Linked DNA regions of Homo sapiens: region 2 is linked to region 1. The links are chromatin loops, found by intact Hi-C in ENCODE. Cell type or tissue: OCI-LY7. All regions are shown on one strand. Each heading gives the region's core, and the rest is flanking DNA. Links, peaks and the distances in the headings are about the cores only.

Region 1 (8,329 bases), core at 305-8,304:
GGCAGGGCTGGCTTGGGCAGAAGGTGTCCAGCACCCAGGCTGGGGCTCTCCCTCTTCCTCTGGGTGGGGCATGGGCTCTGTCACTGGGCAGGCCGCTGTCCCTCGGTCCCCACCGGCACCACTGCACTAGCCCTGCACACCTCTATTTATTAGCATCATGCTACTTATGCTAATAGCAGACCGTACACTATTTCTGAGCATTAACATCTGCTCCAAGCAGCCGACTTTCACTTACAGAAACTGATTTCAGCTCAGTCAAGCAGATAAACAGAGAAATCAAAGCAGGTGGCTAAAAGTGAAGGAGGAATTCTCAATTCCTGCATTCAACCGACGAACTTCACTAAAGCCATAATTAATATTCAGATAACTATATTCCGACACATAGAATAAACAAGATCATTTAAAGGATGCAAAATACATCCCCAGGGCCAGAGGGGAAGAGAGGGAGGGGAAGAGAAGGGAGGGAAGGCAGAGGACTGGGTATGAATGCAGACACTTCCTGCTCTGGCCTATTGTCTGGTCGGTTTCAGCCTTAGAGAAGAGGTGACATGCCTCACAGAGCCGGGTGTTTACAGAACCCCTTCTGAAAGCGAGCAGGGGCTGGGGCTGCACAGCACTGTTCCAGGTCGTGGAACCCTGATGCTGCCAGTAGAAGCAAGAGAAACTGAGGTGCCATGTCCCAAAGGCTTGCGATGTCTACATGGCAGGCTGACGGAAAGCTGTCCTCTGTACTCATTTCCTCACCCTTGAAGCTGTCTGAAGGCATGGCTAGTCCTAGGCACCTGGCTGCCGTGTGGCCTCGGATGGGAGGTGGGCCTCCCTGCACCCAGGTCTTCTCCAACAATAGAACACCATGCTGGAAATCCTCCCTGACTATGGAGGATTAGCTAATTGGTGATTCTGGAATTAAAAATAATGCCTCTGTATGATTTGGACCAGGTGGAATCTGACTCTTTAGATTAAAATCTACATGACAGTACATACCTTATTGGCGTTATTTATTGTCTTTTTGTTGTTTTTCCTAGTCAGTCTTTTCAAAATGTTAAAATAAGACTGAATTCATTGTACGGAACAAATTCTGAAGACAATTGCTCCTGTTTCAAAGAGCAGTGGCCCAGGGATCCGAAGTTGCAGACTTTCCGAGCAGCTCCCAGTCCCCACACAACTCTGAGATCTATATGGCAAAATTCAGGAGCCACCTTTATCATATTAGTCTACAGTGATCATGAGAGTAGCAGGAAGAGTTCACGTAACCCATCACTTGACATGGTACACGCTCCCCTGTGTGCACATGTGGGCCGTTAGGTAATACACGTGTATTACTTAAGAGCGTTTATATGTACTGTGAGCTCCGAAGGGATAGTAAGCAGCCACGTTCTGAACACGGGATTCAAGCCAGCCCTGAGCACCCCTGGGGAAAGGGGCGGCCACCAGGAGGCCAGGCCACAGAGGAGCATGCTCAGGTGAGCCCTGCCATCACAGTGTGGAGATCCCTACTTGGATCCACACTGGCCACGCAGCGAGAGAGAACACGATTCACTTCCTGGTAAAAAGGACCTTGCTAACCTTTCCTGGTCTCTTTTTGGGTTCCTCTAGTCTCGAGGGCCTTGTGGCTGAACAACAAATGTTATTGAAAACTTTAATTCCTGTTTTTGGGGAACATCCATCTCCCTCCCCACGCCCCTGCACATATGTCCTGTTTATGTCTCTTCCTCTGAGGATGGTGCTGACAGTGCTGGGAGCCCAAGTTGCATCCTGGGTGTCATCAATGCTCCTCTGGAACCACTTGCATTGTGGTTGAAATTTCCCCTGACGCCTGGACATTTTTTTGTTGTTGTTGGTTTCCCTGGAAATGACGCTCTCTGAATCACAGCTGTTTGGAGCAATGAGGGGAGGTGGGAGGATACTCCCTGGAGGGGTGATGGGAGGGGTGGGGTGGCAAACAGGCTTTTCCAGGGAAAGCTGAGAACTGCACAGGCCAGAATGGTTGTGGGGTAAGGCTTGTGGTCTTCAGAGTCCCAAGGGACAGGTGTTAGGGCGAATGGTGCATTGGAACCTGAAGGACTGGAAACTCTTTCTTCTCTAGAGTCTGACTCTCTTCTTTGTACTTTCCTGTCTCCCCCACTCCCTCCTAAAAGGGAACTTCCTGAGCAACAGCCATCTTCTCAGCCCTCGGCAAGGGGTCCCCAGCTACAGGTCTATGCAGGGCACCTGTGTGCTGCTCGCTAGCGCCTTTTCTCCACGTTTTTGCCTAATCTGAGCATCACAACATCTGTGTGGGATGGGTGAGGCAGAGATTGCTATTTGCATTTTACAGATGCAGATAGGGAGTGGGGGAGGTGGTGGCCCACCTGAGATGGCACTGTGAGACAGGAGGAGCCCTGGCCCCAGTCCCCAGGCAGCAAGTCCCCGCACATCTTGCACTTGCTCCCTCCCACACTCCGCCATCACCATCACCCCCATCTCCCAAAGCCACAGGCTCGTGTGCAGGCGGCCCAGGCTTTCACACGCTCACATAAAGCTCCCAGGCCTGGAGGGAGGCTTGGAGGACACCTCCCAGTGATGTGAGCTGTGCTCTGCGAAGGGAGAGAGGAGATGCCCCACCTTGCCAGGGGGTGCTGGCTGACTCACTTCACAAGATTCCTACACATAAAGCCAAGGACAGATGTGATCTGATGTAGCACATTCCCTGGGACTGTCCCACAGCACGACTGGCGGGTGTCATAGGTCACCCATCCTCAGCCTGGCTTTCCCGACCCTTCTGGCCACTCAGCCCTTACCTGGGCTTTCTTCTGTGCCCTCGCCTCTTTGTCCCTGGCATTTGCCTCCTCCTCTTGTATTTGTCTTCTCCCCTTACATTTTCTGCTGTGCACTCAGTTATCACCACCTTGATCATGACTTTCATTTGAATCTCCAAACTGTCACTGCCCAAACCAAACATAGGCTGGTTCTCAGAGCAGGAAGAAGAAAAATCGAATTTGGACCCAATTCCTTTGGAGTTTGGGAAATCGCACCCAGGCTGGACTGAAGGGGCCCTGTGTACACGCTGAGAGCCTGGCATTCTCGGAGGAGAATGGTGCTCTCTATCCAAGAGAAAGAGTTCCCAGCAAGTCCTTGGGGGTGTCTTTCTGCAAAAGGGCAACCTGAGTGCTAACTTCAAATGGCCTTTATGATTAAGGCAGGGAGGCCAGTTCCCGGTCGGGTCTCTGTAAAAGGACATGGTTCCTCTGTCATGCCTCTGCAAAAGGACATGAAAATTACAGGTCTTCGGGGACCATTTCAGGCTGCTGTCTCCACCCCAACTCCACATGTGAGCCTGACAGGGGCTGTTTATTTTATTTCCTTGCTTCGCTGTAGGGGTTCAGGGATGAGCCCCGGAGGTGGTGACAGATGGAGACACCCCTCCCTTTGCTTTCTCTGAAAGTAAACTAAAGAAAATACACTCATTTTATGTCCGCCAGACACAAGCTCCTCCTGGGAGAAAACTTTTTTATTCAACCTGAGGTGCCCACCTGATCTGGGAGGGTCTTGGGATTTCTCTCGTCCAACCAGGCCTGCCTCCTTGGAGCCCTACCCTCCACATGGAAGCCGCGGACGTGACTCCCCGACCTGGTGTCCCATCATGGGCTCACCCCACGGGGCTGTGTGATTGGGGCACAGACATTTGTGCCCTGTGCCCCGGAGAGTCCCAGGCGCTGAATCCAGCTCTGGAGGCGGCCGGCTCCTTGGTCCGGGTTGTGCAGTAGTCCTGGTGCCCTCTGCTGGCCACGTCTGAAAACACAGGCGGCCTCTCGCCGCATCGGGCGGACCTTCCGGGAGGCCAGAGGGATGGCGGGGTGGGAGGGCGGCCTCCTCATCCCAGGGGATGGCCCTGGTCTCTCCTGTGTGCACCTCTGAGGCCCTGCTCTCTGTACTGTGTGCCTAGGGATGCATTCCTTTTTCCTTGTCTCTCCATGGAAGAAAGACCTCACACCTGGCTCGATTCTTCACTGGCTGTGTAGCCCTGGGCAAGCTGTCCAACCTCTCTGGACCTTGTTTTGCTCTCTGAAAGGTATCACCCATCTTCAAAGTCCATTACAAATGCCAGTTCCTGTGTGTAATCCTCTCCCGAGCCGTCTTACCTTTGGCTGCTGAGGCCTGGAGCCTCTCTCTCTGGCTCTCGACTCCTTCAGGGCAGAGGCTCCTTCCTCCCTTTTTGCTTTTCTGAATCCCCCAAGCACCCACAACGCTGTCTTTACCCAGAGCAGGCACTCACTCAGCAAATACCTGTTGAATTGATTTGTGTTAAAATGGCTGCCTGGGACTAGTGATTCCCTCAGGTGCCTCCTCTGCTCTGATTCTTTTTCATTCCAATTGTCGCTTGTGGGTTGGTCTCATTCCCAGGTGAGACTTTAGATCCTAGAGGGCAGTGTGAGGGAATAGCTGGCCTGGTGCTTTAGCGAATATAGAAAGCAATTCTGACATTGTGGAGCAGTTACTTACGGGGTTCTCTCTCCCTCACTCAGCAGCACATTTCCCAGAGCCCGACTGGAAGATCCAGGCTGTAAACAACATGCTAAGGCGGGACTCCTGCTCCGTTCCTCCCGTCACCTCCCGTGTGCCTCCCCTCCTGGCACCTCCTCACCCCAGCACCCCTCTCTGCGGAGTCTCCTTCCCTGGCCGGTGGGGACCCCTGCTGCTCCCAGCAGCTCCCTCCCTGCCCCACCCTGCTGCTCTCAGGAAGCAGTGGCAGGCTTGAGAATGAAGCAATCCTCGGTCTCATCAGGGTTCTCAACGCCCTCCCCGACATGACAGACTCTTCTCCAAGGCTGCTCCTGCGCAGCAAACACACTGCCTCTTGGAAACGACAGTAACAGCTAATGTTTATTAATAGCTCACAGTGTGCTGGGAGCCTCTCCGAGAGCTTTGCACATATTATCTCATGTAATGCTTCTAATAACCCTCAACAATGGCTCTGTTATTATCTTTATTTTATAAAGAGAAAGCTGAAGCACAGAGAAGTTAAGCCACTTGCCTAAGGTCACCCAGTTAGAGAGTGGGAGAGCCCACATTCCAAGCCAGACAGTTTGATTCCAGAGCTCTTGTTCCTGACATTCCTTCAGGCAACAGGATGCCTGGGGTGGTGGACAAGGGCTGGGCACCTCTAAGACACACACACACACACACACACAAACACACACACACACACACACGCGTGCACGTGCACACACAGACACACAGCCTAAACACATGCACAGCTGTGTCCCTTGTGCTGTGCGTGTGTGAACATTCCAGTGACAGTCACACATGCCCATGTGTGTGTCTTCACTCATGCACTCTTGTTAGTCAGTGCACACGCAATGCTCTCCGCACTGTTTGATAGAACTTTCTGGCATGCAGAAAATGTGCTATGTAGACAGCACAGACTGCCTACCACTGTAGCCCCTCTTTACTTGTGGCTGTTGAACCCTGGGCATGTGGCTAGTAAAACTGAAAAACGGATTTTTAAATTACATTGGAATAAAGTTAATTTAAATGTAAATGTAAATAGCCACACACCGCTGTTAGCTACCAAATTGGTCATGCTGTCATGGGCTTGCTGTGAGGATGGAGAGAGGTGATGATCAGGTCTCATGTGCAGCGCAGGCCTGGCACATTAGAGAGCTGGACAATAGACATAGCTTTATTAATAACTACCCAATTATAACAGTGCATATGCATTGATGTGTGCGTAGCTCTCCCTGTCTCCACCTAGCCTTGCAGCCAGACACCCCATTATTCTTTACCAGGGCAGTTGAATACCACCCTCCTGACTGTGGGCTCAGACCCCAGAGTATCTCTCAAGGTGACAAGGAAGGAGGGCTTGGCTCTGGAGTGCCTGTGAGAGAAGTTTGGGGTGGGGACCCAAGTGCCTGTCTCACTTGCTGGTACCCAGGAGGATGTGGAGAGGTTGCCTGTGGCCCTAGGGTCCTCCCGTCCACTGGCTCCCTGGCCCCAGCCCAGAGCCTCCCAGGTACCTGGGTGAATGATTACATCTCTCATTTGTAAGTAAAACAGCAGCGTCTCTCTTTGTGTGTTGCTTTTATTGTTTTTTTACTTTAAAACAGGGAAAACGGGCCAGCGGTCTGCCTCAGGCATTTGGTCATGGCTCTGGGGGCCAAAGAGAAGTTCCCAAGGAGCTCTTCCCTTCTAGGGGTTCAGAGAAACGAGCCAGCACGGTCAGGCTGGTGGGGGTGGCTGGGTCGGGATATGTGGGCCACAAGGACACAGATCGTGGGGCAAGCTGGGTGGGAAGGCTCCAGACGCAGCAGTGGGGCAGGGAGGAGGGAGCTCTGCGACCTACATCACCACTGTGAATCTGGCTGACTCACCCCTGGACAGCAGTTCCCGCTCTCCCTGCTGCGTGGAATGCAACCTTGGCATCCTGGGAAAGATGCTCCAAGAAAGGGCAGCAGCAGTGGCCCTGGCAAGGGCTGGAGGGAATGAAGCTACAGCATGAGGGATTTAGGTGGGAGCATGGGAGGGACAGAGCTGGGCTAAGTTCTGTGAGATGGTGCAGGACAATTTGAGGCAGGAGGAACAGTTTCCTTTATCTCATTCATTAATGACAAAGTGAGGGCTGGCAGTGTCAGTGTGGGTGAGCACCTGCCTGGAGGTGGAGTGGGGGCATGGGGAAGGAGGACTCCCAGCATCCTCTGTTCTAGGCTTCACGCATGCATGACCTCATAGTGTGCATCACACAGTCTGTGACCTAATTGATGCTCAGTCCACACTGAGGAGGAACAATAATCACATCTAGGAAGTCTTGTTTAATTTGTTCTATTATAAATGACTTTAAATACCATGACATATTGATGCCTCTCAAATTTATACCTCCAGCCCAGATCACCACTCTGAGCTCCAGGATCATATTCCACCTGCCTTCCTAATGCCTCTCCTTGGACATCTAACAGGCCTCCCGCTCTCAGCAAGGCCAAATCAGAATTTTGATCATCCATCCCTAAAACATGTTCCTTCCCAGTAAACGGCCCCACTCAGCACTGAGTGCCTCTATTCGTCCTGGGCGCCTCTCTTTCTCCCCACATCACACCCAATCCACCAACAAGTCCTGGGACCCCTATCTCCCAAACACATCCTGACCCCGTCTGTTTCTCGCACCTTCACTGCCCTTCTTAATCCATGCCCCACCATTGCTCCTCTGGCTGCCCCCCTCCGTGTCTGCTCTCCTATAGCAGCTGGCTCCACACAGCAGCCGAAAGATCTCTGTGAAACATACATCGGAACATGGCTCTTCCAACACTTCTTGCTAACCTTAGAAAACAATTCAGACACCCCTGCCAGGCCTGATACAACCTGCCCCCACCAGCCCCTCCCACCTAATTCTCCCCATTACCCCAGGACACGCCTGTCACACTGCTCTTCCTCCTGTCTCTTGAACACACAAAGCCCATTCCTGCCTCCGGGCCTTTGCACCTGCTGTTCTCTCTGCTGGAAGTGCTTTCTCCCGCCATGTCTGCTTGTTGTTTGGATCTTGGCTTCACTGTCAGTTCCTCAGAGGAGCCCTCCCCACTGACACGTATACAGCGGCCCCAGTCATGCCTCATCCATATGTTTTAATTCTCAGCACAACACTTATGATCAGGTTTTTAATTTTAATTTTTAATGTATCATCTGACTTCCTCATGAAAATGTGAGCTCCAGGAGATCCAGAGGTTTCTGTGCCATGGTCATCGTTGTGACTCCAGCAGTGGCACAGAGTGGGTGATCAGTAACTGTTTGTGAATGAGTGAATTATTCAATCCTGATGGTGTTTGTGGGAGAAGGCCTTCTGCCTAGGGTAGAAGTGGGAGCTCATAAATGTGTTTCCTGGACTGGCTCTTGTGTACGAATTGCAAGACTAATTAAACTCATACATATTTGTGGAAATGCAAATATAATTTTATTTACCAATGACTGTAATAAAGGTAAATGCTCCTTACTTAAACAAACAATTCACTTTGGGAATAGAGCTGTAAACAGAAGCAATAAATAAACACTCGTTATTGAGTGCTCGCTGTGCACCCACTGAACTTCACGAGCTGGCTGCTCTGATCTTCCATGGTGGCATCTACACTTAGGAAGGCTGAAGCCCAGTCATGAAGACCTCTACTCCCTGGATGTGGGTACTTAACCACAATAGGCACAGGCGCTCTTCCCCAAGCGTACGACTCATGGGAGCATGGCTGGGCATCTTGGCTGTGCCACTTACTTGCTCCGTGCCCTGGGAAGTTAGGGCAGTTAAACTCTGTGCCTCTGTTTCTTTGTCTGTAAAACAGAAATTGAAATGTTCTCCTAGGAAAACTGGGAACAT
Region 2 (8,329 bases), core at 101-8,100, 62 kb before region 1:
GCTAGGGAATTTGGGACCTAGCCAAACTGGCTGGGGCTGAGGACTGGGACTGGTTCTATGCGGGCATTTATGATGGTTAAGCTAGTAAAACTTAAGATAAAATCATGGGATCTTAACTCGCCCCCCAGAACTGATTTGGTCCAATGTTGGAATTACCTGCATCAACCCCCGAACCCTGCGACTCAGCCTGCTTGAACATGTCTGTGACCAGAGGCTCACTACCTTGTGGGACAGCCCAGGCCACTGGCAGAGGCTATGAGGGAGGGCCTCAGGAGTAGAGGGCAGCACAGGCCAGCCCGTGCTATCCCTGGTCCCCTCCTTCCTGGCTCTCAGCCATGCTGAAGTTTACCAGGAAGGTCAATCCGAGCAGGCTTTGCACAGAGCACCCCTACCTCACCCCACACCCCTTTACAAAAGAGGTCCTGCTTCAGTCTCTGAAAATAAAGTTGGTGCCATTGCTGCTGGCCCTGAAAGCCGGCCGACCCACTTTCAGAGGGTGTGAGACCACTGGTGCAACTGTCAAAAAAGTGGGAGTGAGGAATTGCCTGTGGAATGCCTGTGATGTGGCACAGCTGTCTGCTGGCGTGGCAGCCTTTGATTCTTCAATATTTAAGCCACACACAAAGGCACAGAAGGGCACAAACTCGAGAAAGACACAGAGGACGCAAATATGCTACCTAAGGGTAGCTGAAATTTTATTCCCTTCCCCCTTATGAATCTCACAGAATTGGAAACCATGTCAGTAGCTGGAATAAACATGCAGAGTTAGCAGTGCTGCATGAAGAAGCTCCTCTTGTCCACACCCTAAGACTGCTTTCTTGACTCAGCATCCTCATGGAAGCATCAGGGTGTGATCTAAGCTGAAGGCAAATGCGGCACGTGTGTGGGGGGTGGCTGCTGCTCCAGCCAGCTTGCTCTTCTGTAACCCCTGACCATCTCCACCAGGCTGTGTGAGGGTAGACTCTTCCAGGTCCCACCAATATTATCCGGCCCTTCTCCTTCACTGAAGAAGCACAGATTTGTTCATGGAAGACATGTGCATAGTCTTTGGCAAGATATCCTCTTTCCCAGACTTCCTTGCAGCTAGGGTGGCCCTGTGACATAGCTCTGGCCAATGAGACATACTTAGATGTCTCCTGGAGAGGGGACCTCTTGGAAACCTTTTGCATTCCCGATAGAAGGGACAGAGGCAGCTGGACCTGCTCTGCTTGATGACAGATGCAATGCCCTCCGACAGCAGTGAGAAGGACTCTGTTACGTTGTTGCTGTTGCATGGTTATGTTGCTGAAGCAACACGAGGCCCCAGACTCTGTGATGTGCAAAAAACCCAAAGTGTTATTTGTTGAGGCCACTGCAGCCAAATGAATTTCTAAGTGGAAGGGTGGCCACTTAGAAATTACAATTCAGAGAGGTTAAATGGCTTCCCAAGGGCACACAGTAAGGCTCCAGGCAGAGCTGGGGATGGAATCAGACTCTGCCTTCCATTCAGAACAGGACTTCTCCAATGCAGAGGTAGGCCAGGTGTGTGGTGACACCTCGAGGGCCACTGCCCTGCCCCACAGGGCCCCCTGGGTGTCTAGCAATCATGCCAGAGTCTCCTGCCAGAAGAACCTGGTGTGTGGCCTTGGGGTGACGGGGACGGTTCCTGCCCTCATGCAGCTCTGGCTTTCCACAGGGTTAGTGCCCTAGGATGAGGAGGAAGGAGCATGGGCTCTGGCGCCAGATCTCTCCATGGTTTTCTGGTCTGAGCAAGCCCCTTTGCCTCAGTTTCCTCTTCCATACAATAGCACTAATAAGGCCTGGTTAAGACCTGGGTGATGCTGTCTTAAATAAATGAGATAATATTTGTGAAGTGTCTGGCTGTAGCGAGTACACAGTGATTGGTAGCTGTCATCGGAGTTAGAGAGACAAGATTCTTTGATCTGCTCTCTTATTTGGGATGATGCCACAAGGCTCAATCTGCAGTAGATGTAGGTGGTGTCCTGCCCATGACCCCTTCTCTTCCCCACCTCAGTGACAGTGGGTTGACTTCCAACTGCCAGCACCAGCACTTCCAGCTCGAGGGCTTCCTTTGACTGTGGAGCCCACTTTGCCCACGCATGCAGCAAGCCAGAAAAGCTAGAAAGCGGAAGACCCCTGGGCACAACCTCGGCCACAGCCTGGTGGAAATTGGTGCATGAATACCCCAGTTCTCTGGCCCCTTGGGTGGGATGACTCCAAGGAGTATGATTGACATTGGCTCTAGAGTCCCAGTGGGGTTCAGCAACACCCGCAGTGGAAGCTGGTCTGCCTGATAAGACACCCCTTATTGATTTCCTCTCTTCCTTGTCTCCACTATTGACCCAAGTTCCTGGGGTCAACCCCACAAAGAAGCTATTTGCACTCAAATGCTTGTCTACAGTCTGCTTCTGGGGGCGCTCCAACTAAGACAATATCCTTTAAAGCCTAACATTAGGCCAGTGGTGGTTGAACTTCTTGTGCCCACGAATCTCCTAGGGATCTTGTTAAAGGGTGGTGGCTGCTGTTTGAGTGACATGGCTCAGATGATCTAGAGTAAGCTCAAGACTCTGCATTTCTAACAGACCCCAGTGATGCTGATCTGATGTCCACATTTTAGCCAGGGCTTAGACTTCCGGTGCTGTTGACCTGCAGAGGCTCAGGCAAGGGCGAGATCAGTGTTGGTTAGAGCAACCTAGAGGAGCATCACAGAGGAAGGGAGCTTGGGGCTAGGTCCTGATGCCCTGGGAGGATTCTGGTGGGTAGGCTGGGAGGAGGCAGGTCCTTTCTAGGGAGCGGGGAAGCTGGAGACTTGCTGGGGCCTGAAGCCATGCCCAGCACCTGCAGGATTTCAGAGCAACTGATCTGCATGGAGTTGATTGGAGCCTACAGGCTGTAAGGGGCTAGAGGCTCTGAAGCACAGCAGTGTGAGAAAAGCCTCCTCCATCTCCAGACACATTTTCCCTGTTCTCACTCCCAATTCCAGGAGGAAAATTCACACTGACCTGGCTCCCCAAGCCTTCCTCCTCTTACTCATTTCTCGAGTTCCTCTCCCTTTACATACACAACCAACTTCTGTCCTCCCCACTCCATGGAGTCCTTTCGGGGCATCCCAGCTCTCTTCTGAAATATAATGGGACATATGGTCCAAACTGCATACTTGAGCCATTCTATATTTTTATTATCCTCTTAATTATTTCATCTGTGAATTAGGAGTCACAGGACTTTATTGTGGCAAAGGACTCCGAAGGTCATCCCCACTCGCATCATTGTTTTGTCATTAATAATACAACTTGGATGATTTCTAGCAATCCACAGCATATAAAGGGCGCACACATGTGATTTTCATGATAGAAATTAGGGAACTCAGACCTGGAAAGGTTGGGTGGATGCCCCAAGTTGGTTGGTGTCCTCTGCACAGGCTGACAGTGTTCTGAAGGGTGGAGCCGAGTGTTCGGCATCATTTTGCCTCTTCTGTGCTGGGCACAGGGTTGGGCACACCAGGCTCACCATTAAACACACTGTGCTCCTTCAGCCACCAGAAGGGGATGCCACCCACATGGCGCCCCCTGGTGGGCTCATGGGAACATACCACAAATGCCTTTGATTAAAAAAAAGGGTGCTTGAACCACAGTAAACTACGGCGCCCTAGAGAGACCTTATCTCCCCTGCACTCCAGCCCTTTCCTCTTTACAACAGCCGTTTTCATGAGGAATTAAAGAATAAAGAACAATGCCATTTTTTTCTATTATCACCCAGGCTTGCCCATTTTTGATGGCATGTGGCAGCCCACAGTTCCGGATCCCTGCAGGTCAACAACAAAGACGTGTCCTTCTGCTCGCCCACACACATGCGCCCAGCAGAAACCCTCCAATCCTAAAACACATCCATCCCGGAGCAGGAGCTCACACAGACATTCTGTTTCTCAGCCTCGTTTTCTGGCGAAAGGTCAACAAACCCTTTGCAGCCTCACACGGATTCATGCAGGCACAGCCCTTGTGGCAGCCTCACATTCTCGCTCCGGTGGACACACACCTCGCTCCACACATGCCCACATTCACACCTGCACCGGCGGCGAATGCCTGGGCCAAAGCACCTTCCACACAGCACTTCCTTTCTACATCCATGACCAGAGAGCGAAGCTTTCTCCTCTTTCCAAATGCACCCCCGCAGGGTGAGCTAGGCTGAAGACTTTCTGGAGGGGCATAGAGGTGATATGGCTGGAATAGGAGATGCCAGAATGATCTGTTGGTGCCTCTGGAAATGCCAAGGCCAGCAAGGTCGCTCAGCAGATGGGGAGCTGCCTCCCTCCCGCCCATCCTTGCTCTGGGTCAGTTCCAGGCACAGGCGCAGAAAGAGGAAAGCAGGTACAGGCTGGGAATCCAAGATGGGAACTCTGGAGTTAATGGAGCAGCCTGGGCCCCAAGGGCAGTGCTGGGTGCTTGGATGGGGACGGATTGGAAAGCTCCCCGAGCGGGGCAGAGAATTTGTTCAGAGGAAGTGATGTTGACTTTGGGCCTCCAAGGATGAATGGAAACTCTCCAGGCAGAGGGAATGACATGGAAAAAGAGGAGCTTGCAGGAAGGCTACGTGCATCTGGAGGGTTTGTGGCCAGGATGGTGTCTGCCCTGGCTGAATCTTGTGGGTGACAGAAGCCTGGGTGGTTTGCAGGTGGTGGGACCTTTATTTTACAATGACACCCTTGGCCAGCCTCTGAAGAATGCATCAGAGGGGTGAGGGCCTGGAAGCAGAAGGCCACTGTGGTGGTGTGGGCTCCTGCAGGGCATGTTGGCTTATCCTGCCATCTCTCTCATCTGAACTCCTGGGCACTTCCCTTCACTACCATTTTTGGGGCCCCTAAAGATATTTTCTGGATCATGAGCTGTCTTCACACTTGCCTCCCAAACCAGATTATAAACTCCTTCTGCAACAGGCCGTGTCTTACTTATTTTTGTCCGATGCCAGACACCCTCCCTCCCACAACCAAACTTCGCAGGGGGCAGGCTATCTGTAAACGCTGCTGCCGCTGACTTGGGTGATGGCAGCCGTGATCCAAGCCACATTGGGGCAGTGTGAAAATTGCAAAATGCCTGTCTGGTGTCCTTAGAATGAGACCTGAGCAGAGGGCAGGGGTGGGGGTACCATCAGGAATCCAGCCCCAGCCCTGGGGAGCAGGCAGTCTGGCTGCTCTGCGTCAGGGAGAGACATATCTGACCCACGCTTTATTATACTTGTCACCAATGGCGTCGGGTAGTGGAGAGCAGGAGACACTGTCGTCCTTGCTCTCCCCCTCTCCTCTCCTCTCCCTGTTGTCTTAAGTAATGTGAGTAATGCTGAGCTCATTATTCTTAGAAATATAAAGAAAGCTGGAAGGGTCTTGAGAGGCGATCTGGCCCACCGCCTCCTTCACAGTCTAGATGGTGTGTCCAGGGAGGGTCCGGGCTCATTGCTCTGCCCAGACCACGTGGCTTGTTGGTGGCAGGCTGGACCTGGCCCAGGTTCCCTCTGCTTATTATCTCATGTGCCCTCTTGTTTGTTTATTTCCTTCAAGTCATGTATGATGACTGCAGGCACAGAGGTTCTCTGGTTCTTTCAGATCAACTTGTTAGGGAGCCTTTCTGGGCACAGCCCATGGCAGGCCTGGACTATGTCGTGGGGGCCACTGAGAAGATGAGGCCCCTATGAGAGTCAAGAGTCACTTGCTTGAAAAATGTGGAACCCTCAGGACAGTGGTTGGGGCAGGGAAGGAGAAAGTGGGCCGTCTAGGAGGGAAGACTGTGGGCACAGCCCCAGGGAGAAGGAGGACTTTGAGATGTCTCTGTGGGGAGGAGATTGAAAAGATTTTGCATGAACACAGTGGGACAGGGGGCTGGGCTAAGGGATAACGTGGAAGAGCAGAGGCAAGTTTCGAAGGCATCACAGATGTAGCCCCTATACCCATCTGTCCCTCAGTACCTGGATTTAAAGTGCTTTGGGCTTCTCTCTTGGAACCTTGGTGTTCCCTTCTGTATAATGAGCCCAGGCTGGTGTTCTGTGGTGAAGGTCCTGTTTGGCTGGAAAGCCTGGCTAGGGCACATGCCTGCCAAGCAGGTTTGCTGTTGGGATGGGGGCTCTTCTGAAGGTATGGGCTGGAGAAATGCCCCACATGAGTGGGTCTCAAGGCCTGGGTTCTGGTCCCAGCTCTGTTATAGCAAAGTCTCCATTCACCTAACCCAGGAGAGAGTTGAGCTGGAGTCGGTGCTGAAACTGCTAAGCCCTTGGGTCAAGTCTGCCCTGCAGACGTGGGTGCATGTGAACGGCAGGCGACAAATGATCCTTAATGCCCGGAGGTGGACTCTGCCCTCTGCTCCTGCCCGTACTCCCCACCTACCCGGTGCTCACACCATTGGAGCTTTTGCCTCTTCACAAGTCATCCCTCTTGTAACACTCTAAGGACCTTTGGGCTTGTTCCCTGAATGAATGAGAACCAGCAAGTAAGGGAGGAACGCTCTGCCCCAGGGCCTCACTGTCCCACCTTCTACCCACCCTAGGCCCGGGATGGGGTTTCTCTACCTTGGCATTGTTGACACTTGGGGCCAGATGATGTTTTGCTGTGGGACTGTCCTGTACATTGTAGGATATTTAGCGGCAGCCCTGGCCTCTACCCATTAGATGCCAGTAGCATCTCCAATGTCAAATGTCCCCCGCAGGGCAAAATTGAGAGCCACTGCCCTAAAAGGACAGATGAGTACTTCTTTTCAGGGAATATGAGAAAGAAGAAAGATATATCATCCATTCTCCCAAAGAGAAAGAAAAAAGCATGAATCCAGGTGAGATACAGAGGAAAGGCTGGGCGACCCCCATGACTCAGACACTATTGTAGGCCTTTATCCTCCCTACTGTGGAAGAGCCACAGGGCAGCCCCTTTCTCAGTGTTATGAGTTGAATTGTGTTCCCCTCACAAGATGCTGAAGTCCTAACCCCAGGACCCATGAAAGTGACCTTCTTTGAAATAGGGTCTTTGCAGATGATCAAGTTAAGACGAGGTCATTAGGGCAGGCCCTAACGCGATATGACTGCTGTCTTCATAAAAAGGAGAAGTCTGGACACAGACAATGTACATTGGAAAGATGATGCAAAGACACAGAGGGAACGCCATCTACAACTGAGGAATGTCTGAGGCTCCCAGAAGCGAGGAGAGAGGCCTGGAACTGATTCTCCCTCACAGCCCTCAGAAAGAACCAACTCTGCCAACACCTTGATTTGGGACTGCCAGCCTCCAGAACTGCGAGACAATACATTTCCGTTGTTTAAGCCACCCAATTTGTGGTGCTTTGTTGCAGCAGTCCCATGCTAATACACTCAGCAAGAGGAAGAACAGGACCGGGGAACTGGAAGAGTGTGTGGATCTGGCTGAGATGATCTCTGCAGAGAAACAGAAGGTGGCAGGGGCTGGGAGGGAAGATGCAGGTGCTGATGGGACCCAGACTCACTGTTCAGAGACAAAAACCAACACTGTGCCTACAGGACAAACAAGTGGAAATACATCCCATTTCTAAAATGAAAAGCTTTGATTGCACCGATCACTAGAAATTGTAAAACTACCCCGAAGAATTAACAGCCTCCATACATGCTAACTACATCCATCATAAATTCGTCTTTAGTTTCTGTTATCATATCACTGTCTCTGGGGACCCCTGTCTTGTCATCATTTGCCCTTTATAATTTATTCATCTTGTTCTTGCCTTCATCCTTTCTACTTATCATTCATCTTTACAGTTGTACATAAAATTAGATGGATCCCTCAATGGCAGGACTGTCAGGGAGGGAGATGGGCCTTGCCAGGGAAGCCCCCGTATGGTGATGGGGGCCCCACCAGAGCCTCCTGTGGATGTCAGGGTTGAGGTGGGGTGGGCCAAAGTTGAAAGAGGGAGGGAGGAGAGGGAAAGGAGAGACAAGTCTGAAGGATAAAAGAAGAAAGTGTTGGTGAGAGAGATAGAGGAAAATGGGCAGAGGGAGAGAAGAGAGGAGAAAATGGGGGCACAAAGAGAAGAAAGAAAAAGAAAAAGAAAGAAAGGAGGAGGAAATGGGATTAAGAAAGAGAAAAGTGAGAAGAAGGGATAGAAAGGAGAGACAGTCTGAGATAGCGGTGCTAGAAATCCATTTGAGCTCTCTGAAAAGAATTTTCCCACTTTAACATCTTTCCTGGTAAACTCAAAGAAGGTCACATTGAATTTCCATGGAAGTGACCCATCCTGAGTCGCGGTGACCTGAGTCAGGAGGCGTGATGGCGGGACTCTGCATGTCTGCCAGGCTGACGCGAGGGGAGGGGAAGGGGGAGACAGCAGGGAGG

The links. Hi-C counts contacts between places; a loop is a spot of excess contacts. Peaks named below come from ENCODE experiments on the same cell type or tissue, not always from the same donor. Only the 100,000 strongest peaks of a DNase experiment are listed, where the experiment ranks them.
Region 2: a loop joins it to region 1, with 2.8 times the contacts of the local background. A loop is called at or near these places in 6 of 110 quality-filtered maps.

The regions. Positions count from the first base shown.
Region 1 is chr18:37,534,301-37,542,629 of GRCh38, forward strand. The region is part of intron 1 of CELF4 (CUGBP Elav-like family member 4); the gene reads right to left. Among named protein-coding and RNA genes, the nearest start is that of CELF4, 27 kb to the right of the region's middle. RefSeq lists an enhancer at 6,206-6,500. In OCI-LY7, for the core only: CTCF peaks have their summits at 3,760 (motif pointing left) and 3,965; DNase peaks (open chromatin) are centred at 541, 2,211 and 3,741; H3K4me3 peaks cover 1,252 bases; H3K27ac peaks cover 2,884 bases.
Region 2 is chr18:37,472,823-37,481,151 of GRCh38, forward strand. The region is part of intron 2 of CELF4 (CUGBP Elav-like family member 4); the gene reads right to left. Among named protein-coding and RNA genes, the nearest start is that of SNORA111, 10 kb to the left of the region's middle. In OCI-LY7, for the core only: CTCF peaks have their summits at 3,577 (motif pointing left) and 3,776; a DNase peak (open chromatin) is centred at 3,569.